Regions from separate parts of the Mus musculus genome. Here regions 1 and 3 are each linked to region 2. A link is a loop called in an ENCODE intact Hi-C map of the cell type or tissue named here. Cell type or tissue: left cerebral cortex. All regions are shown on one strand. Each heading gives the region's core, and the rest is flanking DNA. Links, peaks and the distances in the headings are about the cores only. Region 1 holds the start of Mmp17 (matrix metallopeptidase 17). Region 2 has its middle 82 kb from the start of Gm34145. Region 3 overlaps Adgrd1 (adhesion G protein-coupled receptor D1).

What was found. Peaks named below come from ENCODE experiments on the same cell type or tissue, not always from the same donor. Only the 100,000 strongest peaks of a DNase experiment are listed, where the experiment ranks them.
Region 1: it touches region 2 in a loop (4-fold over the local background); 32 of 42 quality-filtered maps call a loop at or near these places.
Region 3: a loop joins it to region 2, with 2.6 times the contacts of the local background. A loop is called at or near these places in 13 of 42 quality-filtered maps.

The regions. Positions count from the first base shown.
Region 1 is chr5:129,581,342-129,591,665 of GRCm38, forward strand. It overlaps Mmp17 (matrix metallopeptidase 17), which reads left to right and starts at 2,828. Exons shown (of 10, transcript NM_011846.5): 1 at 2,828-3,107. The coding sequence starts at 2,952. In left cerebral cortex, for the core only: CTCF peaks have their summits at 2,575, 3,463, 4,886 (motif pointing left) and 5,093; DNase peaks (open chromatin) are centred at 2,196, 2,593, 2,767, 3,388 and 3 more places; H3K4me3 peaks cover 4,092 bases; H3K27ac peaks cover 3,452 bases.
Region 2 is chr5:129,385,351-129,395,674 of GRCm38, forward strand. No RefSeq gene overlaps it. Among named protein-coding and RNA genes, the nearest start is that of Gm34145, 82 kb to the left of the region's middle. In left cerebral cortex, for the core only: no CTCF peak of the experiment used is centred there; DNase peaks (open chromatin) are centred at 5,690, 5,890 and 8,698; H3K27ac peaks cover 458 bases.
Region 3 is chr5:129,181,994-129,192,317 of GRCm38, forward strand. It overlaps Adgrd1 (adhesion G protein-coupled receptor D1), which reads left to right. Exons shown (of 25, transcript NM_001347486.1): 19 at 6,333-6,399; 20 at 7,640-7,706. Among named protein-coding and RNA genes, the nearest start is that of Gm46923, 70 kb to the left of the region's middle. In left cerebral cortex, for the core only: a CTCF peak has its summit at 4,468; DNase peaks (open chromatin) are centred at 1,162 and 4,467.

The sequences.
Region 1 (10,324 bases), core at 1,176-9,175, 200 kb after region 2:
GATTCTGGGACCCTAGACCTCTGGCCTAGGGCAAAGCGCCATAGACTCACTGGCTATAAAGTGCCAGCTCCAGCCCTAACTGGTAGCACTACCCTGGGGTTGCTGTTTAATGACACATCATAGCCTCTGCCTCCCTGGTCATGGGGCCAACTCTGTTATAAACAATAATGTGGCGGCAGCAGGAGTAAGGAGGGACCCATGCTGAGGTGTCCCTCTGAGAAATCACGCCATGGGACAGACCTGATGTAAGGGAGGTTTATTTGGAATGGAGGGGAGGGGACTGAGGACCTGGAGAAGGAGTAGAGGCAGACAGAGCCACAGGGCAGAGAAAGCAGGGATAGAGAAGGACAGAAAGAGAGACTGGCCAGGAACACGTGAGAACAGAGAAGGGGGAGGGAAAAAGAGGGGGGGGGAGAGGAGTTAGACAGGAGATGGGGAGAGTGGGGAGAGACAGAGAAAGGGGCTGGGGTACTTCTCTTATATGCTGTCAGGTGATGAGAGCCATATGATGACCTAATCTGTTGCTCGGTCGCTGGGAAGAGTCTAGCAAAATTGTCTGTAAGCCAACAAACTCTCCTGTGGCTTCTCCCCTGTTCTTTCGTCTGCTCCTTTGGAGTTTTGTTAAAACCACTTCCAAAACTCTCGAGCCCAGTTGGCCTGCAGCTCACCATCCTCCTGCCTCTGCCTCCCCAAACGCTGGAGTTTCAAAGTCCTGCTACCATGTCCGGGCCTCCTCTGCTTCTATCAGATCACTTGACAGTGGATTTGGGGGTCACCTAGACAATCCCCAGTGAGCTTATCTCAAGTTTTTTTTTAACTCAATTATAACTACAAGGACCCCCATCCTAGCTGGGTATGGGAGAACACAGTTAAAATCCTAGCACTCGGGGGCTGAAGCAGGACACAGTTCTAAACAAACCAAAAAAGATTCCTATCCATCTAAGAGTATATCTGTAGTGTCAAGTAGACATTTACCAAACTATAGGAGACCTGGAAGAAACTCCCAGAGCCAGATAGGCAAAGGCAGGGCACCTTGGGAGGAGGTACCAGTTAGAATTGGCAGAGTCAAGGGGACAAGGGTCTGGAGCCAGAGCCCCTAGAGCCACCCATTCCTGAACCAGTTCTTTTGTCCCCAATTTGCTCCACATTTCTCTGAGATTTCCTTTCCACATAGGGACATCATTTAGGAGAGGCCCAGAGACCTCAGAACAGATAGAAGATGGGGCCACCCGAGCTTTGAAGCTGATCTCAGAGGGCCTACGAATGCAATACGTTTCTCTCTTCTTGTCTAACAGGAGAGCATCGATCTTCTCCCTAGGGACCGAACCGACCTTCCTTCTAATGCAGCATGAACTAATGTCATGCATTAATATTGTAAACCTGACGGGCTGTAGGATCTCCTAGGAAACAAGTCTCCCAGCACACCTGTGAGAGATTATCTAGATTAGGTTAGCCTCTGGACACGCCTCGAAGGGATTATCCAGATTAGGTTAATTGAGATAGGAAGACCCATTTTTAACTAACTGTGGGCAGTACTGTTCCACGGGTTGATAGGGAGTTTGTTCCACATAGCTAAACACCCGGGAGATGCTACTGTCTTGTGGCTGCGCACTCTCTGTCTCTAGGGCTTTCTCGTGTCAAGGTCCTAACCCCCGCCCTCCCACCCCCCAACCCACGGACCCATCTCAAGCTGGTGCAGAATCTAATCTTCTCCCCAAACCACCCAGACCCCCGAGAGCAACAGGGTATGGATAGACACCAGCTGGGAGTTGAGGGAGGGAACTTTGCCTTCAAAGCAGGGAGTCACCCACCCTCTCCTTTAGAGGCATCATCTAAACCTCAGTGTCCGCGTGCAAACAATAAATAGACTGTAATCCTAACGACACCGAGGGACTAGAGAAACCCGCGGGGAAGGGGCTGGAGACCCAGCCGCTGGGGCGGGGGCTTGGGGTGGGAGGGCGCTGGTTTTGAACTCTGTCCCTTGGCCCAGCCAGTTTCCACATTGTCACTCCACATTGTCTCCTACTTAGGTATTATTTTCTCTGGACCTCAGTTTCTTTGTGTACAAATTGGGAACTATGGTTTCCACTTCTTACGGGTTGCGAGAAAGAAAATTTCATCTGTAAAGTGCTGAGCGGGTGCCAGATCCCAGCTAATGTTTGCTATTCATAGCCTCCCGGCTCACGGAGATAGAACGGGTCCAGCCCGCCGGAAGCATGGGGGGTTCACTCCCCGCCCCTCAAAACAAAGTCTCTTTTTTCACACCTGATGCAGACCCTCAGCAGCAGAGGCTAGATGCTCCCTGGCGGACTAAGGGGAAAAGGTGCTCTGTGCCCAAGGCTCCATACAGGACTCAGGTGTGCTCTCGGCCTAGTCTCCCGTCCTAAGCCCCTACTCCCGCCCACGCTCACCCATCCCATCCCACCCCATGCCCCCGCTCCCTCCTACGCTCTCTTGTATCACACTAATCCCCTCCCCCACCTCCGATCTCTCAGAATCGGGGTGCTTACTCCCACTCGCCCCAAGACTCTGTGGCCCGCGGGCTCCCCCGTGTGCCCATCACGCGCGCTGCAGCGGTCTTTAGGTCCTAAGTGACCTGAAACTAAACCAAGGGTTCTAGCAGGCGACCAGGGGGCGCGTCCAGAGGACGGCAGAGAACTCTAGGACACTCGCAGCCCGATCCGCCGGCTCCCTGTCTGCAGCAGTGCTCCAGCCTTCGGGGTGGGCAAAGCTTCTGTGCCATTACCGGGTCCCGCCCGCGCGGGGGCCCCTTTAAGGGAGTGGGCGGGGCGATGTTTATTAGCATACATTAGCATGGCCCTGCCCCGGAGGCGGGCGGGCGCGCGGCTCAGTCCCGCGGAGCGGAGCGGTGCGGGCGCGGAGCCGAGCGAGGCGCGGAGCTGGCTGCTGGCGGGTGCGGGGACCCTCGCCACCCGACCTGGGAGAGCGGGATGGGACGCCGCCCGCGGGGACCTGGGTCCCCCCGGGGACCTGGCCCTCCACGCCCCGGGCCGGGGCTGCCACCACTGCTGCTTGTACTGGCGCTGGCGGCCCATGGGGGCTGCGCAGCGCCCGCGCCCCGCGCGGAGGACCTCAGCCTCGGGGTGGTGAGTGAACGACAGGGGCACGGGACCCTGGGCACTCGGGAGCCGAGTCCCCAGGCGCTCACGAGGTGCAAGGGAGAAGGGAGACTCGCCCTTGCTCCTTTCGGAGAGGTGCGCGAATCCCGGTGAGGCGGGGGTGTGGGGGGGAACCCATTTTTAAGACAGAGAAACTGAGGCTGGGGCTCGGGCTGCTCGAGGCTCACGCTTGCAGGTCTAGGAGGATGCCGGTCCCTTTCCCGCTCCGTGCAGTCGTGCGCCGCAGCCGCGGGCGCCCCGGGGAGGTGGTCGCCCAGCCGGAGCCTGGTCTCTGGTTAAAAGCAGCTCCACAGAGACCTCTGGCGGGGTGACCGGTGTCACAGACGCCCGGAGCGGTGCGCCCCGCGAGCTTCGCGGCCGGAGTGGGAGGTCAGGGGCGCGCACCCCAGGCCGGGGACGCGCCTGTGGGCGTCCGGAAAACCTGGGGTTCCCGAGTTTGCCCCGCTGACGATGTTAGAAGAGCCTCCCGCACGGCGAGCGTGCCGCGACCCCGTCTCCCTCCTCCACCGGAGCGATCGGCCTTGTCCCGCCGGTGCGGGTGACAACCTCTGCTGTGTCAAGCCCGCTGCCGTCCCCATCCCGCCAACTCCCACTGCCAGAGCTTAGCTAGGCACTCCAGCTTGGGGACCCGGGTACCGGCTTCTTCCCACCTCTTGCCCACCCTCCTGACTGAAGTCGGGTTTGGAAACCCGCAGGAGACCCGGAAGGTTTCGATCAGACTTTATGGCTCCGCAGGCCCGCGAAGCCCTCTGCAAAGGCGCGCGCGGTGACTAGAGCCCGCTTTCGAGGAGGAGGAGGAGGCCCCGGCCTGGGTTCCTTAGATCTGGAGACCCGGCCAGGCGCGGCTTCCTGATTGGCACAAGCCAGCCAATATCCTAATGGGGTCCTGGCAGAGTCCGCTTTCCACGGGCGGTTGGCAACGAGGACTCCTACACCTCAGGTCTAGGCAAGGTGTCATGGAGATTTCCTGCTGGAGGAGACACTGGGGCGGGAGCAACCTCCAGTTTGGCAACATTTGCCCCTGGATCTGAGAGGGGCAGACTCTGCCACCCCCCAGGCATCTGAGGTGGCAGCGACCCATGCTTTCTCTGCCCACTTGCAGATGTCTGAGGGTCCCCTGAGGTGGCTTCTTCCCACTCCAGTGGCCTCTAAAATAGGGGTTCCTCACGTTCCTGATCCTAGGCTTTCATAGCTGGCTCCCCGATGCCATGAGCATTAGGACATCCAGACCCAGTTCTGGTGGGTGACAACAGAGTCCAGACGCACCCTCCCCCCCCCCCCCCCCCACACACACACCGTCTTCCTTCAAGCTTTCAGTGTATCTCTAACGGGACTGGTTAGGGGACAGGAGACAGAGCGAGGGAGGAGTCAGGGCGAGGGAGCCCCTGCCCATCCAAGTTCTTAATCAGGCCCAGTGTACTTAGGAAGTTTGCAGCAGCGGACCTCGGTGGTTGAGGTGGGGTTGGCTCCTCCCCCTGGCACCTGTGGGCTTCATCCGACTTTTCCCCTCCCCTACTGAGTTCCTGAGCACTCCAGGGTCACCAACCCACCAGCACCCTGAAGATCTCACTAACCAGGGTATGTGACTCCAGGCTTGCCAGAGGCAGCAAAACCCTGTCGTCCAATCCTGGGTAAGGCGGGAGGGTGCCGCAGGCAGCCTCCTGCCCAGGACAATACCCTCCCGGGTGTGGGAACCGGGTCCTGCCCGCCTCTCCTTTGGTGGCGGTGGGGGCGCCCTCTGGTGGCCCTCTAGGGAATGGCACCTAAGAGCTTGGGGCGCAGGGGCACTCACTGAGCTGCAAACGATGGGCGGGCTTTGGGTGGGAGCTTTCTGATGCCCCTCAGACCGCCCTCTGCGGGCTGTTGAGCGCATTCAGGTCTGGATGCCTCGGAGGAGAAGGACGCCTTTGTGTTTGTGATCAGCCGCTGCCAGACACCGCTAAATCCACGGCTGGGCAGGGAGGGGCGAGCGCCTGTGAATAAAGCCGGGAAGAGGCCCCCAGGCCCCCTGAAAGGACCCGCAGGATGTGGTTTCCTCACAGCTCAGTGGGGCCTGGCTTTGTCACTCCGTTTCTTAAGTGGTTGCACAGAGCCAAGTGTGCAACCCCAGGGAAGGTTCTGGAGAGTGGCGTCCCGGAGGCCTTTCCAAGCGTCCAGCTGGATAGCCAGGGGGAAGTGGACAGTTCAGACACAGCCAGATCAGGCCCTGGGTGGCACACTCTGCAGGTTTCATTCGCCACCTGTCTTGGAAAATGTTTCATCCGCTGCCTGGCTCTGCAGGTTCTGCCGCCCGTCAGCCCCTCATATTTCATTTACAAATGTCATACCACTCAGCCCGGCCTAGCTCCGTAGTGGATGCCGTGTTGCCGTGTCTCAGAAGCACCAAGCAGTCGTAGCTTCTGATGGCCCACGGTTCCTGGGGTTCTGCCTGAGAGCCCCCTTCATGCTACTCGAATGAGCCCAGCAAGTTTCTACCCAGAAGTCTCCTCCTGTGGCAAAGTTTCTCCCACTGTCGGCACCACACAGCAGGGCAGGTTCAGATCTTCATTGCAAATATGCCTACAACTGAAGGCTAGTTACTGGGGGAATAAACAAAGACCCTGAGGGTGGGACCAGTGGTGACAGGTGAAAGCAGGGACACAGAGTGCTGGGTTTGCCCGTGTGACCCCCTCTTGAAGCCTGAGCCACCTACCTGTGCAGACCTTAAACTCCCTCAGCTCTCAGCATCTTTTCTGGACCATGCAGGAATTCCCTCTTCTCCCCATGGCTTCATTCTAGGAACTACAGTTCACTGTGAATACAAACCAAGATAGCCAGGAGATTAAACAGAGATTGAGCCAGACCTGCTGATACAGGCACTCATTATGGGTGCCCAGAAACTGAGGCAGGAGGATGGTATTAAGGCCAGCGTGGGTTATGGGGTGACTCTCTTTAAAAGTGGAAAGAAGGCTTAGAGGCATATTTCAGCACAGAGCACTGGCTGCCAGCCCTAGCCCCACCAAATAAACCTGGCATGGTGGCACGTACCTGTGACCGCAGCACTGGGAAGCAGAGGAAAGAGGATACGGTATTTAAGGTCATCTTTGGCTACATAGAGTTCAAGGCTAGCCCGAGCAACATGAGATGACTTCTTTAAAAGGACCAATTCTGGGCGTGGTGGTGTATGTACCCTTAATCCTATAATCCCAGCTCACAGGAGGCAGAGGTGGATCTTAAGAGTTCAAGACCTGGTCTTTATAGGGAGTTCCAAGCCAGCCAGAGCTACCTAGCGAGACACTGTTTCAGGAAAATAGAAAGAAGATGAGTCTGGGTGTTAGTTTTAGTTGGTCTTAGTTCCGTGGTTCTCAACCTGTGGGTGGAGACCCCTTTGGGGGTCGAATGACCCTTTCACATGGGTCATGTATCAGCTATCCTGCATATCAGGTATTTACGTTGTGACTCATAGTAGTAGCAAGATTCCAGCTATGAAGTAACAATGAGAATAATTTTATGGTTGGGGGCATTCTCCACCACATAAGGAACTGTATGTATGAAAGGGTCACAGCATCAAGAAGGTTGAGAACCACTGGCCTAGGTTTTTTTGTTTTTTTTTTTAATTGCTTCGACCAAGGTAACTTCAAAATGGAAGTGTTTATTGACACAGCCCCAGAGGGGTAGAGGTCACGTTAGCAAGGTTGAAGAACTAGCTGCCAGAACAGCCGAGAACTCATGTCTCAGGTGGCAGGAAGCAAGCACACTGGGAATGGTTTGACACCTCAAGCCAGGTCCCCAGGGACACACCTCCTAATCCTCCCCAAACAGCAGTACCGACTGGAGACGGCGTGTTCATACAGAAGAACCTGGGGTGGGGTGGCCACTTTCATCCAAACCACTGCAGAGCTCATTGGTCTAGCATGGGAAGTGCCCTGAGTTCTGTCTAACACACACACACACACACACACACACACACACACACACACACAGAGAGAGAGAGAGAGAGAGAGAGAGAGAGAGAGAGAGAGAGAGAGAAACTAGGAAACAAAATGTCCTGGCTTCGCACTTTGCTTTGGTTTGAGACAGGGTCTCCCTGTATAGCCATGGCTAACCCGGAGCTCACAGAGGTCTGCCTGCCTCTGCTTCCTGAATGCTGGGCTTAAAGGTATGTGTCACCACACCTGGCCACCCTGTGGATAGCTACTGTTGGGACCCTTTTACCTAGACCTGGGCTGGGTCCCACACTACTGCTTAACCTGCTCTGTGAACCAACAGATCACAGGCCTTCAGTCTTCTCTCCTTTCAAATGGGCCTGTAGGAGCAGGCTGTGCTTAGGGGGAGAAGCTGGGGAAGTTCAGGAGGCTTGCAGGGCACTCTCCAGTGAGGACACTGCTGGGGGCCGTCTAGGGTACGTTAGACGTCTTTGCTCTTAACTGTAAACATGGAGGATTTATTAACACTTGGCCCTGGGTCTGCGTACAGGCCAGTGCCGGCACATGGAGGAGAAACAGCTCAAGCATTGCTGGGCACCTGGCTTGCAGAAACGATGGCATGGATGTGTGGTCTTCACACAGCCTGACATCCCCTCATAGCTCCACGTCTCACTCTGGGCTCATCTCCAGACCCTTCACTCACTGGTGTGCATGTCCTTTCTAGACTCTGATGCTTAGCTACTTCCTGCATCAAAGGCTCACACCCACTCCTCCCAGGATGAATGTTCTTCCCAGGGCTCCTCACCTAGACAATCCCGTGTCTACCCAGAACAACTTCCTGGGTGTCCGTCTAACTGTCCCCTCTGTCACATCTCTCCCTTCCCTGTCAGTGGCTACAGGATAAGCTCAGAAGCCAGCCGGCTCCAGCCCCAGTTCTGCACTCTCAGGCTGTGTGACTGGGTCCGTGCCCTCCCTCACCTCTCTATGCTTCTCTCCCCTCGATTGTAAAATGGGGTTACGGCAGCTCCCATTTCATTGGGCAGACTTACCCAGTGCCGGCTCTGCTCAAAGGAGACCACAGAGAACAAAACCAAACAAAAACCAGAGCTCACCATCCTCCACACATCCTGGGGCTTGTGGGGTGCTTTTGCGATAGGAAGCATTCAGTGGGCCTTAGCTCAGGGTCACTGGAGCAGTTGTCACCAGAACCAAAGCAGCCTGCCACACTGTGCGCATGGCCTTCCTCCATCCTCCCCTCCTCTCTAGACAGACCTGCCCTGGTCTGCCTAGCACTCCACAGACAGCCCTTGCCACAGCCAGGAATACCCAGGCATGGGATCACTCCGGCTACCTATTAGGATCTATCTTCATAAAAGGGTCATGCAGGGGCTGCAGAGGGGTTCACCCGGTAAAGTGCTTGCCGTGCAAGCATGAGGACCCGAGTTCAACCCCCAGAACTTGTGTTTACAAAGCTGGTCATGGGCCTAGCGAGATGGCCCGGCCGTTAAGAGCATGGACCTAAGACCCACATTTGATTCCCAATTCCTACAACAGGTGACTCACAATTGCCTGTCACTCTAGCTCCAGGGGACCAGATGCCTCTGGTCTGCTTGGTCACCTGCACTCAGGTACAAGTACCACAAGAAATATATATTTATTATATATAAATATAAGCTTGGCATGGTAGAACATACTTGTATTTCTGGCACTGGGGAGGCAGAACTGGGGGGGGGGTCCCCTGGAGCTTTCTGGCCAGACTTTCTTGCCTCTTCAGTGAACTCCAGGCCAGTGGGGGACCCTGTCTCTAAGGAGCTGAACAGTGCTCCTGAGGGTAACACCTGGCTTGTTGTCCCCTGGCTTTCGTACACATGCCTACACATTAATAAATAAACGAGTCGAGTATCCCATGTGCTGTGTAACTGTGGACAGGTTACCCGGCTCGTCCGGGCCTCGGTTTCCTCCCCTGTAACTGGGGCTCCCACTGGTGTTGCCCTTACAAGGGTCTGGGGGGCTTGATGGGGAAGAGGATAGTAGGTAGGAAGTGGGTGGCCAAAGGTGGCACTACCCATGGACTATAGCACCTATTGTTCTCATTTATATATTAGTGATTACCACAAACTTCATATACATGTGATACATATGTACACACACACATCAGGAGCTGCTGCTGCTTCTGACACTGGTTAGAAGGACAAGAATCTGAATACAGCTTCTGGGCCTCAGTTTCCCTACTTGTGAGAAGTGGCTAGCAGTATGTTTGCCTCCAGCTGGTGGGTCCAATTGGAGAGGGATAAGGGATGGCTGTAAGATTCACAGCAATAGCCCGGGTGCCAGGCAAGCTCTGCAGGCTCCTGGGGCTACACATGGCACCTGACCAAGGCTGTGGGTAGAGCTGCCCAGGTTCCAAGAGACACGGTAAAGTCAGCTACCGGGGGCTTGGGCGGCGGCTGCACTCTATAAATTTGCTAAAATCGTCTGAAGGATTTTAGCGCTGTATATATTATGCCTCGTTAGAGCTGTGAAAAGATGCACATTGTGTCAAATGGTGATAAACGCAACAGCAAGATGGGAAAGAGGAGGGAGCCCGGCATTCACTCACTGACTGCGTGTTTACATCTGTGCAGGAATCCCTGACTGGCCCAGCTAGCTGACTTAGTACTGGTCTGCAGTAATGGTCCCGTTCTCTGACTGGGCTAACAGGAAAGGGTATCCGCCCTTGGGGGTGGGACTCCCCTTCTCCTGGCCCCACCCCTTCCCTAGTGGCCTTCTGGAAGGTTCACCCTGAGCCTCACAGCATCCGCCTGCTGCAGCCTCCGTTGCCCAGGAGACAGCGGTCTGTCTCCGTGGTGACAGTGGAAGGAGGACCAGGCCGCCAAGCAGGAAGCCAGCGGCCCAGGACAGGGTGTGTGGTCCCAGCTCTATAGGTATTAGGAGACAGGGAGAGAAAGTGAGGGGGTCCGGAGGTCTGACCTCTGGCCATCCTGTTGCAGCCGCTGAGGTTGGGAGGGGCTTGTACATCTTCAAGGATAAGAGCAGGTCAGGTGAGGTGATAAGGGACTGGCTGGTTGCTAGCTGTAAGGTGCTGGTCCAGGCTGCCTATTCTGCAGAAATCGTGTCCTCTCGGTGGCTTTTGTCAGCCTAGGCAGCCCTAAGTCCCCTAGGCTAAGTGCCACCTCAGTGGCCCGTTATCCTCATTTGGCATTTAACAGCCACAAGTCCCAGATGATAATGTGACCCTCTGGGTGTTTGAGGTTCACCTGGCTAGAGCTGGATGAGCTG
Region 2 (10,324 bases), core at 708-8,707:
TAGCTTCACCCAGAACACCATCTGCCAAAGTCCCTGTCTTAGTTAGGGTTTTACTGCTGTGAACGGACACCATGACCAAGGCAACTCTTAAAAAGGACAACATTTAATTGGGGCTGGCTTACAGGTTCAGAGGTTCAGTCCTTTATCATCAAGGTGGAAACATGACACCATCCAGGCAGGCATGGTGCAGGAGGAGCTGAGAGTTTTATATCTTCATCTGAAGCTGCTAGCAGAATCCTTCCAGGCAGGCAGGATGAGGGTCTTAAAGCCCACACCCACAAGGCCACACCTCCCAACAGTGCCACTCCCTGGGCCATGCATATACAAACCATCATAGTCCCTGACTTTTCCTGTGCTTCCTTCTGTGTCAGTGGCCTTGATGGCAGGGGCTGGATGGATATCCTCACTAGGAACATCTGGCTGGGCTCAAGGCAGGGGAACTCTGAGCCCTGCTGCCCAGTGATCAGGGCTCTGCACCATGGCATCCCTACCCTACATCCTTCAGAACGGCAGAGGTCCAGATCAATATCTGCCACTAGGCAGAACCAGTGCCATGGGGTCTTTGGGAATGCTATAAGTTTAAGGTTCCAGCCTGGTCTGTCCTGTTTCTAGTGTGCCCTCTGTGTTTAACTTCCCCCAGAGTTCCCCCAGGGCTGTTGAAGCCCCAGCCTTTATATCAACATTCCACCAGTATGGGACAGAAAAGCCACCATCCCACCTGGCCTGCCCCCGTCTCCTCCCAGTTTAGGCACCAGCCACAGCAGCTGTGGCCTATACCCTGGCAAAGGCCAAGTCAATCTCCTGACAAGGGCCAGATGACAAGAAAGACTCTGTGGACCCCAGACCCCAGCTCATGAGGAAGGGGCCTGGCCAGTGTCTGTCTAAAGTACACAGGGAGAGAGAAAACAATGGCCGTTCCATTAGGATTGTCATGGGGATCCATGGGAGACCCATGAAAGCAGGCAGAGAGAGAGAGAGAGAGAGAGAGAGAGAGAGAGAGAGAGAGAGAGAGAGAGAGAGCGAGCCGCAGGGCCCTAGTGTGGCTGCGTCCATAGCCGCCAACAGGCTAGGAGCCGCCTAGCCAATTACTACAGAGCTGCTGAGCTGCCAGCAGGGGGCACTGAGAGTCCAACTCCCTGGAGAGACTCTCTTAGGCCCATTCTTCTCTCCTGATTAAATCTCCTCTAAATGCTGTCATCCCAGGGAGGGAAAAGGGCTCTCCTTATGAGGCTTATGAGGGTATCAGGCACCATTCCCCAGACTCTTCCTATACCCTGGGGCTTTAAGCTTGGCCAGGGAGGATGGATACAAAGTAAGGCCTTGGTCGGCAGTGCGTAGATAAAGAACACACACACACACACACACACACACACACACACGGGGGTGGGGAGGAGAGAGAGAGAGAGAGAGAGAGAGAGAGAGAGAGAGAGAGAGAGAGAGAGCGAGCCGCAGGGCCCTAGTGTGGCTGCGTCCATAGCCGCCAACAGGCTAGGAGCCGCCTAGCCAATTACTACAGAGCTGCTGAGCTGCCAGCAGGGGGCACTGAGAGTCCAACTCCCTGGAGAGACTCTCTTAGGCCCATTCTTCTCTCCTGATTAAATCTCCTCTAAATGCTGTCATCCCAGGGAGGGAAAAGGGCTCTCCTTATGAGGCTTATGAGGGTATCAGGCACCATTCCCCAGACTCTTCCTATACCCTGGGGCTTTAAGCTTGGCCAGGGAGGATGGATACAAAGTAAGGCCTTGGTCGGCAGTGCGTAGATAAAGAACACACACACACACACACACACACACACACACACGGGGGTGGGGAGGAGAGAGAGAGAGAGAGAGAGAGAGAGAGAGAGAGAGAGAGAGAGAGAGAGAAAGGAAAGAGGGGGGGCTTTGGAAAACTGGTTCAGTTTAACGGGTTGGGTTGGGTTGGGTTGGGAGAGAAAGGAGTATTTATGGCCCTGGGGAGGTGGCCAGGATCCCTGGGGCAAGGTTTATGTGGTTGTGTGCAATTGGCCAAGACAGGGGTGTTGGAAGATCTTCCATTTGCATACCCAGAGGTTGGGGGGTGGGTGGGTGGTCATGTGGGGAAACCCTGTGAATTAGGATCAAAGTCTACTTTGACTTTGGGTCATAGCTTCTCTGAGCTTGGCATACAATGGCAGACACCCTTCAGCAGGACTTCCCCTTCTCTGACCTTGTCCGGGGAGCCTGAACCCCACACCCTCAACCTGGGGAAGGTCGAGTAGTCCTTAGCAGACCGGCAAATTCAATTTCCTCTTTTCCCAAATAAGAACCCACCCAGCAAGTAACTGGGATTCCTGGAATGCCTCTCCATCCAAAGGAGTTATTTCCCAGTACTTAAAACTCTGGCTAATGAAACTTTACCCTCAGAAGAACCCCTTCCCAGTTTCCAAGGGTCCTACATACCCCTGGTTCACCCTAACTAAAGGGTATGCATGCAAGCCCAGCCTGAGTAAAGCCCTGTGCAGGGGTATCTGAACACTCTGAGAGGTAGGCAGCAGAGGATACAAAGCCACAGCTGCCTTCCCACCCCACCCCACCCCACCGCCGCATCCCCACCACCACCACTCCCAACCCCCCGCCAAATGCATACCACAGGTCAGGGAACCTTATAAAGTCAAACAACAGTGCAGCTTGATAATTGCCAAGGTAATAAATTCTTACTAGGGCTAACAGTGGGGCACCTGACTTCCTGGCACCAGGTTGAGAGAGGAGGGAGCCAATGACTGTCAGCCTCATCTGAGGGATCCAGGACTTGAAGCCCTCCTCAATCTTCCTCCATTAATCCTGGGTCAATGTCCTCCCTGACCTCAATGTCCCCCCTGACTCCTCGCCAGGCTCTCTAGACAACCCTCCATTCTACAAGAGATAAGGCTGATGGCTCTTGGGTCTGTCCCATACAGTTGAGGCGTCACTGACAGCGACGGTTTCAAGAGCAGGAGTCCTCAGAACTGAAGATCAGGGTTGCTTCCTGCCACAGAGCCCGGTACTCCTGGGAACCCATTCTACCTCAAACCATCCCCCACGAGAATGTATGACAGGTGAATGCAACGTATCATCACTTTGACCTCTCTCAGTCAGGTGGTCACTTGGCGGACACAAATTATCGGCTCTCAGCATGCAGACATCTGAGGGTGAAGTGTGAGATGCTTCTTGGAGGCACGTGACCTCCATGAAGGGCAGCTAGTCATGCGGTTCTTACGGGCAGGTGGCGGGGGTTAATGCAAGTGGCACTGTGATATGTCAGTGTCGGGAGAAGACGCCCTACAGCTCAGTAATCATGATGCAAAGCCCTCTGCCACAGGCAAACCTCAGATTTGCCTTTTGTTCCCTGCCCTCAGTCAGTAAATGGCTGATGGGGACAAATGCACTCAGAGGCAGTTTCGATGGCCATGGCCTCTGGCCAAAGACAGAAGCTCTCTGAGTTAGAGGCTGAGGATGGTCTTAGCAGATGGAGCGTGTATCACAAGCACAGAGAGACACTCGTTTTTCTTGCAGCGCGTTTATATCCTCATTCTGATGGACGATCGATCGTCGTTGAGAGCCACAATCCAAATGGTTGGGAGGAGGCAGAGAGATACATCTTCCGTGCAGAGCTCTCTGCTCCCTGTCTCTCCTCGACAGTGTTCAAGGACCCAGAACAAGGTTTAAAGTTCCAAGGGCAGGGGATGTCACAACAGAACCAGCTTCCCTTCCTCCAAGAGGCTTACAATATTGTCCGGATCTGTCCTACAATTGTTAAGTATGAAGAACCTTCTGGACTGGGGCTAGAGAGCTTGCACTGGCTGTTCTTCCTGGAGGACCCGGGTTCCATTCCCAGCACCCGCATGACAGGTCCCAACCATCTGTAACTCCAGTTTCAGGGGAGCTAACACCTTCCTCTGGCATCTGTGGGTACTGGGCGTGCACGTGGTGATGCCTAGACATTTATGCAGTCAAAACATTCACATACACAAAAAAATTAATTTTTTTTCTTTAAAAGAGAGCCTTTTAGATTTACAGTAGATAATTGCAAGTGTTTGCATGCTTGAAGATCACCTGAGGATTTAATGGAACCCAGATCACTGGGATGTGCCCCAGCTTCTGGAGATGCAATGGGCAGTCTCCCTGGGCTGGTGCTGACCACAGCTGTTGGAGATGGTAAACCCCAGATGCCTGGCTATGTGACAGGGTTCCCATAGGACAACAGAAGCCGCTCCCTACCATGGCAGAACTGATCCACCTCTGAATATAGAGGATGAAAAAGAAGATGAAGACCCAAGAGCTGACAGCAGGGCTGGAGAGACGGCTCAACAGCAAAGAGCATGCACTGTGCTTGTAGAGGAGCTGTACTCTTCCTGTCTAGCATGATCCCAGGGACAGACCTGACTAGATGATCCCAAGGACAGACCTGACTAGATGATTCCAGGGAGAGACCTGACTAGGGTAGTGAGAGAGTGAAAAAAAACAGAACACAGACAGAAAGTTGGAGCATGGTAGAATGGGCTCTCAGCTGAAGAAACCACAGTACCCTGGATGCTCAATGTGTTTATTATAGAGAGTTGAGCAGGGAGGTGGGGTTATTGCACACAGCTGAACAGCGAGACTGGGTTACCATATATTGGATTAAGGTGACAGGTTTAGCTAATCTTGGTAGGGAGCAGTCTCTGGAGGAGAACAATCTTCGGACCATGAGTATCGGGGGAAGAGAGCTAAGGCGGATATTTTCTGTCCACACTGTCAACATCCACACATGGACCTGAAGTGAAGGCTTTGTCATTTCCCTCCAAGCCTCACCCAGGGGCAAGGCATTGCCATTACTGTGTGGGTCTGAGACTCTAGGGTCCTCAACATGGTCATGTCCTTGTCAACAGTGCACATTCACCAGGACTTAACTCAAGGTTTGATCTGCTCCATGCAGAGCTGATACAGTTCCAGATCATAGCTGCAAGCCCCCTGTGTGTGTATATATATATGTAAATATATGTCATATACATATACATCATATACATGTACATATACATCATACACATGTGCATATACATATACGTCATACACATGTGCATATACATATACATCATACACATTTGCATATACATCATACATATATACATCATATACATGTGCATATACATGTGCATATACATATGCATCATATATATAACATACATATTTACACACATATATTATATACATATATGTTTATATTTACATATACATATATATCATATATTTATACACATGCACACACACATATAAATGCTGTCTCTGTACTGGAGTGTGAGATCCCAGAAAGCCACAGCCCTGCACACAGAATGCTGAAATGAAAATAAATCCCCTTCCTGGAGACAGAAGCGTCACACCCTACCTAACCCCACTTTCATATCCCAGGGACCCAAGAACAGCCAAAAGAGGCAGTCCTTGCAAGGACTTCATAATGACAGCAAAACCTTAATAGGACTGTGAGTTAGCAGGTCTAGTTGGAGCTCTCTGGGGACTCTGCAAGGCCAGGGCCACTAGCATCCTTGTCAAACACAAGAGTGGAGAGACCAGGAGCAGTAGAATTTCCCTCCCTGCTGCTATCAGAAACTTGCAAAATCCCAAGACCAGCCTGACTGGAGAGAAAGCGGATATCAGTCCCTGCTGAGTCTCTGCTGCATGTCCACCTGGCCCAGATTGCTGGCTCCCTGTGGACTCATTTTGTTTCCAGCTCCAGATCTCACTTGCAAAGCCCAATGCTCTCCCCCCCCCCTTCTCTCTCAGGAGTTTGGCAAGGCGGTCAGTAACAGAGGTGTCTACAGAATGAAACCCAGCCCCTTTGCGGGATACTGAGGGAGAGGCTCCCTATTCCTTACTGAAGAGAGCAGCTTGGCACAGGAAGTCAACAGCTTGCATCCACCACAGGCACTAGAAGGAGCCAAGTTCACCATGCATGCTGCAGCTGCTCCTTGCACCCACTGCTCCCCTAACCAGCCCTGGAAGGCAAGCAAGAGATGACAGATACCCACAGACACTGGCAGGCGGTGAAGACATATCCCACAGCAGACCACAACACTTGAAGAGGTACTTGAATCAGCAAAGATGCACAGGACTTATGCCAGAGAGCTACCTGCATGGCCGGCTGGTCACTGAGGAAAGTCACCTGCCACCAAGCTGTTCTATATAGTGTCAAAGGGACTGTGGGCAGTATTACCTATCTACCCACTGTGGCTCTATAGGGGACATTTCCTACCACAGGCTCATGAAGTCCAGACAGAGGCAGCCCTCAATAGCACTTCTGCAGAAAGAGTCAGAGGGTGGAAGGTTCCTCCTGTATGGGCTCTGGGAAGGGGAATGGGAAGAATAGGAGTAGCAGTGGCATGATGTTCTATGCACAGTGATGGCCGTGGTCCTGCAGGTGCTGATTTGGGTAAAAGCAAAAGATGAGCTGGGCACAAGAGCTAGGGATAGGCTGGGCGTGGTGGCTCACGCCTTTAATCCCAGCACCTGGGAGGCAGAGGCAGGCGGATCTCTGAGTTCCAGGACAGCCAGGGCTACACAGAGAAACCCTGTCTCGAAAAACCAAAGAGAGAGAGGGAGAGAGAAAGGGAGAGAGGGGGGGGGGGAGAGAGAGAGGGAGAGAGAGAGGGAGAGAGAGAGACAGAGAGAGACAGAGAGAGAGAGAGAGAGCGCTAGGGATAGACTGACAACCCTGAACACTGAGGAAGCCTCAGGCTTGAGGGTAGACCAAAGACGGGACCTTTCTGGTGGTGCTCTGGTGGCTCAGGAGACAGACTAGGCTCAGAGCTTCCTGCCCTTCTGCCAACTCTGATGGAAGAGGACGGGAAATGAATGCAGCCCCCCCCCCCACCCATGGTCTGGCCTCCTCACTTAGGAACAGCCAGCAAGGTTCCAAGAAGTCCAAGAGAGCTGTGGCCACTTGTCAGGTTAATTTACAGTGTTTGGATTCATTACAGAATAATTATCTCATCGATTTGCTGTTGGCGTGTTTATGGGTTCTGCTCTCCGATCAGGAAAGATATAGAGAAGCTAAAGTAACTTTAATTATGTTAGTGCCTGGGAAACTCGAAAAGTTTGGCACCTCAAATATTTTTAAATTCCAGAAAAACGGAAGTGACCATCCACAACAAAGTTTTAGCACTGTGGGGCCAGTGGCCTGGGAGGTCACATCCTCAACCCAGCCAGGGGGATGATCACTGTGAACTCTGTCCACTGGTATCTGGGTGGGCTTGCCTTTCATTTTTACAGAGTAAAGGCCAGACCCCATGTATGACACCTACTTACTTCTCGCTGCCCTAAATATTTATAGCAGCCCTTCAATTCCCCATGAGGAGCCTCTCCTACCCTCTAGCCCTGTGTCTGAAGGTGCGATAGTACCCCTAGGTCAGGAGGGACCACGAGAGTCCTGTTGCTCCACCCTGCCCCACGAGGCCTGGTCATCAAATGTAAGGCCAGAAGAGGCAAGAGGTCCTTTTGAAGGCTGGATTGCAGCAGCCTTTCTGCCACCAGGAGGGCTTTGCATCTGCTCTGAAGCAGAAACCTGAGAAAGAAAATGCTTAAGAGTGAACTGCTGTGCCTGACTGAGTGACTGTGAGTCAAGGTGTCCATGCTCTGTCACAGTCACTGCGCAGGGGTGCACACACAAGCACCCAGAAGAGCCACTCTCTGCCGGATGCAGGCATCAGCATCCTGCTCAAGGGCATAGTCTTTGCAAATCAAAGAGCTATGTCTAGAGCTTAGAAAGCTAAGGCGACCCTAACTTTAATAAATAAAGTCAAATCATAATGAAGACTTAGTACAAGGGTTGAGAATAAAGATCAGCATGATCTTTGTCCCCTAATGCAAGTGGCAGAATTGACCCAGGTTTGTCTGAACAGTCAGGAGCACAGAATCAATGAAGAATGAGGGCTGTCAAACTCAGATGCCACCAGTGTCTCCCTTCCGGGTCAGGCGGGCCCTGGGGCTGGCCTCACTCTCTGGCACTCAGCCCCAGTGTCTACCTCTCAGAATTGCATCCTGCAGCTCTTGACAGAAGCCTGAGCCTAAAAGATAGGAAAAAACATTCATATGCTTCCTGACACCTGTCCTCATGAAGTGGTGGTTTTGGGTGCATTGTGGGATATAGAGGAAACCCAGATGTCTCCTGTGGGAGGTGGTCTGAAGAAGAATAGCAGGTCTCCCTCTGCAGCAGCCAGTCCTGAGGGTAAACCACAGGCCTCATCCTTCACCTCCCCCAAGGATGAGGTGTCTCCCCCCCCCCCCCCACTGGCCTTCATGCCCCATCTTTTCCCCAAGTTCACGCTGACTCAGGCTTAATGGACTTAAGGGGGACTTGACCTTCAGGGGTCACTATGATGCATGGGCATGTCTCAATGACCTGCTTTTCTGCTAGTCACAGGATTAAGACCCATCTTTCCCACCAGGCTCTACTGGCAAAAGGGCGTGGCTGCAACTCACAACCCCACCCACCTAGGACACTCCCCACTGCAAAGAGAAGCCCTGAAGGACATAGCTCTTCTCCTCACGCCCACAGGGAGCTTATTTGGAACCACAACAGAGACCCACAGTATCCAACACAAGGAAGCTTCTGGAACGATGGCATATCTGCATGTGCACCTCCAAGCCAGCTCTGTCTGCCCATGCTGTATAGAAGAGGAACGAGCAAGACGGAAGCACGGTAAAGACAGGCTGACTCTTCAGACTACAGGGAGTGAGAGAGCCTGCCAAGAGCCAGTTGGATTGAAGTCACAGGCTCCTGGGATCGCTGGGACAGGTTGTGGGAGGACTCACAGATGAGATCATGCATTTCAAAACATGATGAATATGAATGATTGACGGGACTTCAGGCCCTTGGCTGGCCCTGGGCTTCTGGGCTCAGCACTATGAAGGTGGGCTTGCAGTGCCAGCTCTCTCTCTCTCCATATGTTCGTGGACATCCTCTACTCCCTTCTCTCTCTCTCTCTCTCTCTCTCTCTCTCTCTCTCTGTCTCTGTCTCTCTGTCTCTGTCTCTCTCTGTCTCTGTCTCTGTCTCTCTCTCTCTCTCTCTCACACACACACACACACACACACAGAAGCCAGTACCAGGCAAACATGAGGCCCCCACTGAGGAATAATAAGCCGTGGTGCTAGTGTTTGGTCTGGTTGTTTGATTTGGTAGGATTCTAGCTGTTTGATTTGGTCTGTTCACCTCATAATAGGCTATTTGTGTAAGAGCCTCATTCTGAACTTCAGCTCTGATGATGGAGAAGTGCGGAGGAAGAAGAATGTGCGTCTCACACCCAGACAGCAGGGAAAGGGAGAACCAGGGAGAAAGCCACAGGGCCAACTAGCCCAGTTCTACAGACAGATGGGTGCCTGCAGAGGGGAAGGCCTGGGGAACTGGGGTGGGGGTGGGGTGGGGGAGGGGGAGTCGTGTCCTCACAGCAAGGGGGTGTGTCCTGAAAGCAAGATGGCTGAAAGGTAAAACAGAAGAAATGAGAGTGGTGTGTGGGTGATTGAGGGCGTAAGCACAGGGCTATGAATGCAGGCTCTATGCCAGAGTTGTTCAAGGTTTTCTTATGTCCTCTCTCTCTCTCTCTCTCTCTCTCTCTGTGTGTGTGTGTGTGTGTGTGTGTGTGTGTGTGTGTGTGTGTGTGTGTGTGTATCTGTCTCTTTTTGTCTCTGTCTTTCTGTCTCCCTTCTCTGCTTGTGAGCATGAGCACACATGTGCATTTGTGTGGGGTTGGTGTGTGTAATCCTATATAAAGGTCAAAGAACAACTTGGAGGCGTTACTTCTCTTCTTGTACCACCTTCCACACTAACTTACTGGTCCTGTTTAGAGCTGTCCTCTGGAAATCTACCGGGTGCCCTCCAGGAAGGCGAGAGAGAAGACTGAGAAGTTCCCTGTGGGGAGAGCAGGGCCCATAGCTGCCCCTCATCATCCCTGGGAGAGGAGCAAGGGCCTCAGGCCACCCCTTTCCTGAGGTATACCAGAACAGGGAGTGCCGCACACTGGGCACGAGTCCGGATGAGTGGAGAGGAGGGTGAGATCAGGCTGCTTCTGGCTGGCATTTTCAGGAAATGCCAAGGTTCCCCTGTGGATAAGGTACAAGGCATCGGCCATACTCCAAGCCAGACCTGAGAGCAGAGTCTCACTAGAGATCAGGGATCCTTCTCTCCCAACACCTATCACTGAAGCATGAAGTCATATATTGTTACAACCCACGATGGCTACAGATATTGTCTTTCTAGGAAGGTGAAGGCTCATGGAGGCAAACCACATCATCCTGGAGGAACTGGGCTCTAAGTGAGGCAGGATAGCCATAACAACACTGACCCCCCCCAACCCCC
Region 3 (10,324 bases), core at 1,157-9,156, 200 kb before region 2:
CTGAGAGTCAGTTACAGTAGGGCACAGAGGGCTGTCGCACTTGTATTGATAAACACACTGTGTGGTCTGGGATTAGAGGGGAGGGCAGCACAGGTGTGTGTCAACAGCCTCTTTAGAATGGGGCTTTCTAATGAAGAGATGAGGGCTAGAGATTTTAGCTCTGCCCCAAGGAATACCCTGCAGGCCTGGGCTGGGGAGCTTGGGGGGTGGGGGGGAAGCAGAGCCATACTCATGTCACCAGGCAGGAAGTAGGGAAGCCACTCAAGTGCCCCAGGCCTCCCTATTCTTACACTGATTTCCTGGATGGTCTTGAATTTATTTATCTCTATCAGCTGCTCCGACTTAGAAAAGTTTACAGGGGCTCTGAAAGTTTCAAAGGTTGGACCCTTACTATCCACCATGCAGAGTCTCCCTGGGCCATGGCTGATGCAATGTCCTGCCTGGTCTTGGCTTGTCAGCTATGTTGACTCTTGCTCATCCGAGGGAGTCCCAGCCAGCACAGCAGAGCCCACTTCCTACAAGTGTCCTGCTGTGGATGGGCGCAGCAGTTGTAAAAAAAAAACGTGGGCTAAGCATCAAAGACCTGCTGCTTTTTTTTCTGCCTTCCTTCAAATAGGTTTAATTTTCTCAGCCCTCATTATGCAAACAGCAGATTAACTGTGTTTACCGTGTGCGCTCTGAGTTGGCAAATGCCATTTATTTGAGGCTGAAGTGGAGGCGTCGACACTTGACACTTTCCCAGGGATTCCCTGGAGAGACAGAGCAGGGGATGTGGGTGGGCAGCTACCTCCAACAGCTGCAGGCCATGCAGTTGGTACCCATGGTTCCTGTTGTCTCCCCGCTCAGCCTGGGCACTCACACTGCTGCTTTTGCGCATGTGTGATAGACAAGGCTAGAGTCCACCGCTCTCCAGCCCCTCAGTAGGCTGATCCAAGGGTGACCTGCTTCTTCAGTCTGACCCAGGTAGGAGGTGACTCCTTCCTGTGACTACTGACTTCTGTTAGGAAAGATCTAGACATTGACAAGGGTGGCTACCGGCATCTTCCTGGTTTCTTCATGGATGGGAAACTAGTCATGCTGATGGAGAAGGGCAGGTGATCAGGGCTGAGTGTGGAATGTGATGGGTGTGTGCGGTGGACGAGTGAGTGTGCAAGTGTGTGTGTATGTTTGTGTGAGTGGGCATGTGAGTGTGTGTGTGTGTGTGTGTGTAAATGGGTGTGGGGTGGGCGTGTGAGTGAATGTGTGAATGTGTGTGAAGGGTGTGTGAGTGAGCGTGCTAGTCTGCTGTCTCCAACCTAGAGGAGTATTTTACTTGATCGGTCCAATGTTGAAGAAAAATGAGCTATTTACCAATATTAAAGCATGAAGTTTACAATGGCAAACTCCTTTTGAAACAAACAAACAAACAAACCGAGGAGGCAGGGCATCCTGCCTCCCAATGTGGTAGGCCGAGTTTTTCTGTTGTCCACACATGTGGTCCCCACAGAACTCAGTCCGCAGCCCTGATACAAGCTCTCTACAAATAGAAAGCCAGGCAGCTCTGACCCCCGCAGCCCCCATCCATCTTCCCATCATCCTACCCTTAATTAATTTCGTCAGGAGCCCGTGAACTGTGTCCTTCATCTTCTCCGGGCAGGGTTGGCTTCTGGCCTAAGTACCGTCCGCCTGCAGGCAGCAGGTTTTTAACGCCCCAGCCCCCTAATGAAGAAGGAGCTGGAGCTGACACGGGAGACCCCGCTGCAGCCAGAGACCACAGGACCATAGCCTCTTCCCCTCGGGTCTCTCCCTGCCAGTGCTTCAGCCTGCACGGAATTGAAGCTTTTAGAAATGTAATGCTGTTTTCAAGCTGAGGTGGGGAGGCAGCACGGAGTCAGTTAAAGGTTTGGTGGCAGCCGTGACCTGAACTCAGGGGTTTGTGAAATCAAGGGGAACAGGTTGTATCCCTGGGGAGATGAGGGATTTTGAGGTGCCTGCATTTTGATGCAGCCAACTGGAATTTGATTACCAACTCAGTGTGGAGAGAAGGCATGAGGTTTATTGCTCTCTATTGAACCCGATGTCTTCTGTGACGTCCCTGTCATCTAGGGTGACACAGGAGACCCCAATGAAGTAAATCTGTCCCAGGCCTGCCTTCCTTTTCGTTTTTATTTAGGAAGCCAGCTCAGTCTCTGGGGGGGGGTAGTGGGGTTTAGTTAGGGTTAGCCAGGCAGAGCTTCCTACCTTTGGTCGGGTTTGAATGTTGTCCTGGTTATGGTTACTATTGCTGCAATGCAACACCAGGACCACAGGGCAGCTTGGGGAGGAAAGGGTTTATTCCACTCGCCAGTCCATAGAACAGTTCATCATCAAAAGTGGTGAGGGCAGGAACCCAAGCAGGGCAGGAACCTGGAGGTGAGAGCTGATACAGAGGCCATGGAGGGGTGCTGCTGCTGCTGCTGCTGCTGCTGCTGCTGCTGCTGCTGCTGCTTACTGGCTTGCTTTCCTGCCTTGCTCAGCCTGCTTTCTTGTAGAGCCCAGGCCAAGCAGGGATCACACCACCCACAATGAGCTGGGCCCTCCCCCATCAATCACCAATTAAGAAAATGTTCTACAGCTGGATCTTATGGAGGCATTTCTCTCAATGGAGGTTCCTTCCTGTCTGCTGTCCAGTTGTGTCAAGTTGACCTAAAACCAGCCAGTACAAATGTCAAGCACTGATGTCATGGTTGTAAGACCTGTCTAACCGTGGAACAGGGTCAGGAAGAGGTTAAGAGCAAGGTGCCCAGAGCCCGGAGTGGAGAGGTCTCCACTTGGAGCCAATGCATGGGAATCCAGTCCTGAACCCATAAGAAGCACACACTACTACCTCCTGCCACTTAGAACCAAGTCCCAAGTGTCTCATGGTACACACTTTTCATAGGTGCAACAACAGCAAACTCGGGGAAGGTGGCGTCAGTGGTTTCCATGGGAACTCCCCAACTCCTCTCTTGTTTCTGGCCAGCACTCCCCGGCAGTAATTCCCCCCAAAATGTCTGCCACCCTCCATCAGGGTCTCGGGGGGCCAAAGCTATCTATAGGACAGCAATTGGCTGGGGCCTCTGAAAGGTTACCATGTCCCGAGAGGTCATTCTCTCGTGACCAGAGAGAATATGTCTGTGGTGATGGGCTCAGAAAGACTCCAGAAAAGTGACACCGTCTGCTGGGGTTTGGGGAAGACAGCTTCATAGGAGACATTGGTGGAAACAGGTAGGGAATCTGAGCATCCAGAATGCTGGTTACGACCAGCATCATACACAGTGTCACACACAGGGCTTTGCTGTTCACACGCATCTCATGTGGCCCTTGCAATAGCCCCGTTCGAGCATTCTATAGACTCCATTCCATGGAGTCAGCTGAATCTCTGGTGTATCCTTAGGAAGGGAGCTGGGTGCCATTTGACTCTCTGGCCCCTGGCTCCTTCCCTTTGTCTGCTTCCACTCTCCTTGTTTTTCTGCTTGTGATTTTTCTCTTCTTAATCTCTGACGGGCAGGAATTTAGAGACACAAAATTAGATTCCCAAAACAGAGCACATGAATATGAATGTATATATGGAGACAGATAGAAGTGGATAAAGAAACCCCTTTGAGCTTTTCACCACTCTGCTGTGTATTGTCTTCCTATCCATCTATCCATCCTCTTGCTGTCCTTCTGGCTGCTCCTCAGTCATGATGTGATACCATAAAGTCACAACCTGGGACCAGCCCCTCACTTCCACTGTCCAAAGTATTGGAGGCAATATTGCCCATCTTGGGTGGACCGTGAGAGCTTGATATGTGCCTTCCAAACTCTGTGCCACCATACACCTCAGTGTCTTCGAGATGTGTGAGGCTCTGACTGCCTCTGGGAGGGACCAGAGAGTCATCGCTAGTGTTCCCATGAAGAATCACCATGGAGAAGTAGCTGTCCTAGACCAGGGGCACTTGCAGGGGGGCCTGAGAGTGACCCAGATCCACAGCAAGGGCTGAGTCCTGTGCTGATTATCTGCTTTAGAGACTCCCTGATGTCCTGTGTATCTTGCTTTAAACTGGACTCAAGGATGGGGGGGGCATCTTTAAAAGATGCAGCTAGCCAGGTGTGGTGGCACATGCCTTTGATACAAGCACTCAGGAGGCAGAGACAGGTGGATCTCTGTGCGTTTGAGGTCAGCCTGATCACAAAGTGAGTCCAGGGTAGCCAGGGCTCAAAAACTCTGTCTACACACACACACACACACACACACACACAAAACAAAAAACAAAAGGAGGAGAAAGAGGAGGAGAAAGAGGGGGAAAAGGAGGAGGAGGAGGGGGAGGGGGAGAAGGGGGAGGAAGAGGAGGAGGGGGAGGGGGAGGAGGAGGAGGAGGAGGAGGAGGAGGAGGAGGAGGAGGAGACACTAGACCCCAAACCACTCTTTTGGTATAGAGAATGGAAGCATGAAGCCAGCCATCTATAGGGGGCGCTAGAGAGCCGTGGGGGGTGGAGACACTAGGCTGCTCTCCCACAAGCTGGTTGAAGCTGAAGGCTGAAATAGTTTTCCCTAGAGCAGTGGTTCTCAACCTTCCTAATGCTGCAAACCTTTAATCAGTTCCTAGTGTTGTGGTAACCCTCAACCATAAAGTTATTTTGTTTCTGCTTCATAACTGTAAGTTTGTTACTGTTAGGAATCCTAATGCAAAGATGTGCCATGCAGGATATCTGCCATGGGACCTCTGTGAAAGAGTCCTTTGACATCCGCCCCCTCCCCCACCGAAGGGGTCATGGCCCACAGGTTGAGAACCACTGTTCTACAGTCCTTTCTTTTGAATGTCATCAGTGGAGGGATCTTGCAGTGGGGTATGGAGTCAGTTCTTTTGGCTCTTTGCCCCCTATCGGGGGAGGCAAAGGGCACCAGGTCCTGTAGAAGATGCTGAGTGTCTGAAAGCGTTTGCAGAATTTGGAAATGATCAGCTTGAAAATTCAGGTGTGTTTTCCAGAGTGAAACACCACGCCACAGCTGAGCTAAAGATCGAAGAGCTGCTTCCTCCGTGTGGAGACTCACATCTGAATATATAAAAATCCTCTGAACTTTGAAAGTGCAGGGAGCGGTCAGCTCGCTTTGGGCTGCCTGGCTCTTAAGAGCAGTTTGACCCGGAGTCCTTTCTTGGCGGGGAGATGGAATGCTGTGGGAATTGCTGGTCTAAATGTTTTTCTAGTTTGTTCTTAGACCTCACTTCCACTGCCTATCCAGAAGTCTGATGAGGCTTTGCAAAAACAAATTCAGCTCAAACTGGCTTAGGCACAAAGAAAACTTAATGGTCCCTATAGCCCCAAAAGGCCCATGGTGGTAGCATTCAGATCTTGATCTATGGGCTTCCACAACATAAATTTGCTTTTCTTGATGTCTTCATTGGCAGAGCCCTGATCATTCCTTAACACCCCCATGGTGCTAAGGTGGCTGCACAAGCCCCGTCTGTCCCACCCATGTCCCCAGGGGACAGAGTTCTTTTTTTCCTCTCAGTCTCAGGGGCAGTCCCTGCTGGAGTCTTATTGGTTCACCCAGGTCACATGTCCATCTTTCAATCAATTGCTGTGGCTATGGGAGATTGATGGTCCACTGAGCCAGTCATGGGTTACACACCTGAGAGCAAGGAAGGAGCCAGCCTCTTGGCCCTATAGATGGGGGACAGAATGCCTGACTAGAAGATTGTGGCCTCAAACACTAGCAGCATGTGCTGTCTAGTGCAGCTGACCCAAGACTATCCCCTTCCCCTGCCAGCCCGTGGAGTGTGGGGTGTTCAACAGAGGCCTGGGCCTCTGCCTGCCACGTGTCCAGGACACACATCCCTGTTAACACTCACAAAATGTCCTTAACTACTTGGACATGTGTCTTGTGGGTCAGTTGACTTAGCTAGGAATTGTGTTCCAAACAGGACAACAGCCTTCCATTCTTGTCATCGTGGGTCATGTGCCCTAAGTCCTGGGCTATCACATATCCCTAGGCTCCTGTGTAGAACCAAAAGAAGGCTGTGTGTGTGTGTGTGTGTGTGTGTGTGTGTGTGAGCGTGTGTGTGTGTGTGTGTGTGTGTGTGTGAGCGTGTGTGTGTGTGTGTGTGTGTGTGTGTGTGTGTGAGAGAGAGAGAGAGAGAGAGAGAGAGAGAGAGAGAGAGAGAGAGAGCATGTGTGACCTCTGGCTTAGCCCTCAAGGTCCTTGTGCCTAGCAATATTCCATACCCAGTGCGCCATAGTCCCCCCACCCCACCCCACCCCCATGTACTTGTCACACCAGGAGCTGAACCTGGCATTTGTGGACAGAAGGGGATGGGAGCAGGTCAGGTGACATCTCTGTCTCTCCACAGGGTGCCCTCTCCTCATCTGCATCATCTCCATATCATCCTCTATGGACAGCTATGGGACAAGTGACAGGTAAGTGACCCTGTGTGCTCTGAGCTGAGCATGCCTCGTGGTTGGCAGGCCCTCCTGTGGAGAAGGATCTACAAAGTGCTTCACAGTGCTGTTCTCAGATGCCCACGTTCACCCTGGTGCAGAGTGGGCACCAGCTGGCTCCCTCCAGGCCTGGGCAGTGGGAACAAGAGCAATCCCACTGTGCTCTTAGAATCAGCAATGTAACCTGGGCAGTGGTGGCTCCTGTGGGCCTAAGTTTGAGGCCAGCCTGGTCCACCTACTGAGTTCCAGGACAGCCAGGGTTCCACAGAGAAACCTTGTCTGGAAAACCAAAAAAAACCCCCCCAAAAAAACAACAACAAAAACAACAACAACAACAAAAAAAAAAAAAAAAAAAAAACCTGACCAACCCAAAAAGGAACCATAGCGTGGGTATTACTATATTCTTAGATTTTTTCTTTTTTTTTTTTAACATCTAGTTTTTCATTGTGTATGTGCATACATGTGCTTGTATGTACATGCATCTGTGTGTGTGCACATATGCCACAGCACCCGTGTGGAGGTTGGAAGGCAGCCTTCAGGAGTTAGTTCTCTCCATTTACCACAGGTCCTGGGGTGCTAACTCAGACCATCAAGAGGCCTGGCAGCCAGTGCTTTTACCCACTGATCCTTCTGATGGGAAGGTTTTAATCCATGTGTTTCTCCCGGGGCATGGCTCTGGTCACCCATGAAGCCCATGTTGTAGCCTTCAGGCCTTTCTTGGATGATCAATAAGTGTGCAGCGTCCAGTTGAAGAAATATACAATTATGCAAATGAACATGGCCTGGGGGATTCAGACAGATGGGTCTTAGAGTCCTTGCTTGGCTGGGAGGCCTGGACCACAGGCCCAGGGCAGATGGGCAGGTGGCCAACCAGTTCTCTGAGCCCCATTAAAGGCACCTTCCTGGCCAAAATTTGTCTTGCTCTGCAAAAAAACCCAAAGCCAGTTGCCGGTGTAGCTTTTTGTTTATTGTGGTAGCGAAACTGAAATGTACTCCGGGTTTTGGCTGGACTTCGTCAGAGGTGGCTGACCCAGGCATCAATTCTGAGAAATCCTCTCCGAGAAAGAGACTCATGAGATCGTCATGGGAATAACTTGGAGATGAAGAATGGGAGTCGATACCTAGAGCCGACAAGTCCTTTCTCTGTCCTGGGGCACTGCTGCGGGGTGGAGGTACCTCCATGGGCAAGGGTGATCTCGTAATTCTTTTCTCTCCACAGCTGCTGGCTGGCTCTGGGGAGTGGCGCTATTTGGGCCTTTGTGGGCCCGGCTCTGTTGGTCATTGTGGTAAGTCCCCCCCCCCCACACACACTTTACAGGCAGAGCCAGACAGGTCAGGGGCAAGGCCATTTGAACTGTGCCAGGTTCCTTGAAGACACACCCCAAGATACAGCCTTGTACTGCCTGCCGCTCATTTGTTTATGCTTGCTGTTCCCCACCCCCCAAGGAGTGAGTGACTCTGAGCTTCCCTTGCCCATAGCCTCAGGAAGGCCCTGAGTTTGGAGCAGCCCCAATTAGCCCTCAGTGTACCTCCACTGAGCTCATACCCAGAGGCGTGCACAGACTTCTCAGAGAGTCCGAACACTCCAAGGCTATTTGAGGGGCTCCTGGGGACTCCACACGTAAGTGAAGAGTCAGAGACAAGAGACAGTGAGGATGGTCAGAGACATAGAGACCTATATCAGCCACACAGCTCCACTCGGGGCACCTGCCCATGGCTGAGGAACTCTTTGTCTTCCCCGAGGCTACTCTCTGTGGCAGTGCCACACAGGGTTAGCGAGCAGCCAGACCCACACAACATTCTCGTAACCATGGCTACCTCCTCCTGCTGACCTCCGTGCCTGTGTGCTGATGCTCATGTCTGAGGATGTGGGAGTTGACAGACTACTTGGTGTAGTCATAGGGGCCAGGACATCCCACACACATACCCTGGGCGGGGCTCCTTGTCTAGTCTGAGTCATAATTAGTCATAATCGAAGTTCCAGAGATCCTGCCCTTTACCCTTCTATCTTTGCAGGGTGTTCTGTCCTTCATAGGTCCCAGGACAGGGCCATTGCTAACCAATCCCAAAGGATACCCCTGTAGAGTATCAGTAGGCTGGTTTGCTAACCCTAAGATGGGGTATCCCAGCCCTACCCTGAGAGTAGGGTAAAAAAAACTGCCCTCGCATCTCAGGTGATGCCAGACTTCACATGTCACCAGATAAAGGATGGGATGACTCCATCTGAAGGCCACCCTCTCCCTCCATCTGCTCAAACACCCCAAAAGGCTCACAAGCCAATCCTTCTCCTCTCCTTTTTCCAGCTGTGAATCCATGTGGCCACCCCTGTTCAGTGGCACTGGTTGAGGTAGGACCCTGGTAAAGGAAACGGAGGGACATCCTGAGCGTCCTCATGGAAACTCCTCTGATGCTCTCATGCTAATGGGCACAATGGTGCCTTCTTGGCTGGGGGTTTACAGAGAGCAGCAAGTGAGCTGTCATTGCAGAGCAGGGAGGCCAGGCGCGGTCACTATGCACGTGTCTCCTGCTATCCACATGACCACTGTGGTCCTAGCTACAGTCTGTTGATATTGCTGTACCGTTTTCCACGGGAAACTCTGCTCTGCAGGGTCTATAGGCCCCAGGGCTCTGGATGTAATCTCCTCTGTTCTTGATGGGGTATGGGGTGGAGTGGGGGACCATGCTAGCTTTGAGGTTACTAGCGAGGCTGGGTCCTGGCTGAGGCTGGCTTGGCTCAGGAACTGTGTTTATAGGTCAAGTCCCCTGAGGTGATCTCTGGCTCCCAGGGCTTGGTTGCTATAAAGGGCAAATTTGCACATAGCCTCTTGGGAAAAGGAACCTCGAGGAACTGGAAGCTGTGACCCAGCAGGGAGGATCACAGGGTCTAGCGAGGGTCCCATTCAGCATGGTGAGAATCACCTTTGAAGAGGGCGAGCGGTAAGGTCTAGGGATGAGGTCGAGCCAGGCTAAGAGGGGAAGCTTTAAGCATCACACGGTGTGGCTAAGGACTTGAGGCTAAGAATGACCGAAGCTCAGGGAAGTGAGCAGTATGCTTTAGGTAGCACGACTCCTGGGAGTCATAGCCAGGGCTGCGTGAGCCTGGAACACACACGGGTATTGAGTTTCTGATGCTGGGATGAGAAGGACCAGCATCCAGTGCCCTTAGGCACGGTGTGTTACCGTCATCTGCAGAGGCTTAGAGATCACAGCTTGTAAACCGTCCAGGGTTGCTCTAGTGATGGCTAATGTTGGGTCATTGATGCCTTCCTGTACAGTGGGGCATGGCAGAAGCTGAGAGGGAGGTGCGGAAAGCCTCTGTGGGTTGTAAAGCCTTTGGTGGTAGTGGGGCGTCTAGTGCCCAAAGACCCTTTCTCAGGGGTCCCTTAACACCACCAGAAAACACAGATATCTGCACCACAATTAGTAACAGTAGTAAAATTACAGTTATGAAGTAGCCACAAAAATAGTCGCCACAACAGGAAGCACTGTATTAAAGGTTAGAAGTGTTAGGGAGGAGGAAGGTTGAGAACAGGTGTTCTAAGGGATCCACGGTAAATGGGCAGGCGGTATGACTAGGCCTGCTTTGAGGTTGGGTTTTGGGTCACAGCCACACCCACTGATTTACAGTGTGTTCACTGCTGCTCAGCAGTGCTGAGACATTCTGTGGCAGGCATGGTGGCCTTCAGAGCCGAAAGTATTTACTACCCAGCCCTTGGCAAAAAAAGGGAGGGAGGGAGAGAGAGAGAGAGAGAGAGAGAGAGAGAGAGAGAGAGAACAGAAAAGAGTTGGCTAATTCCAAATGCATGCAGGGTGTGTGTGTGTGGGGGGGGCATGTTGTAGCTTTGGCTGGCCTCTGGCTGGATCCTGGTGTAGAAATGGAATAGCATTTCATGCCCCCTACCTC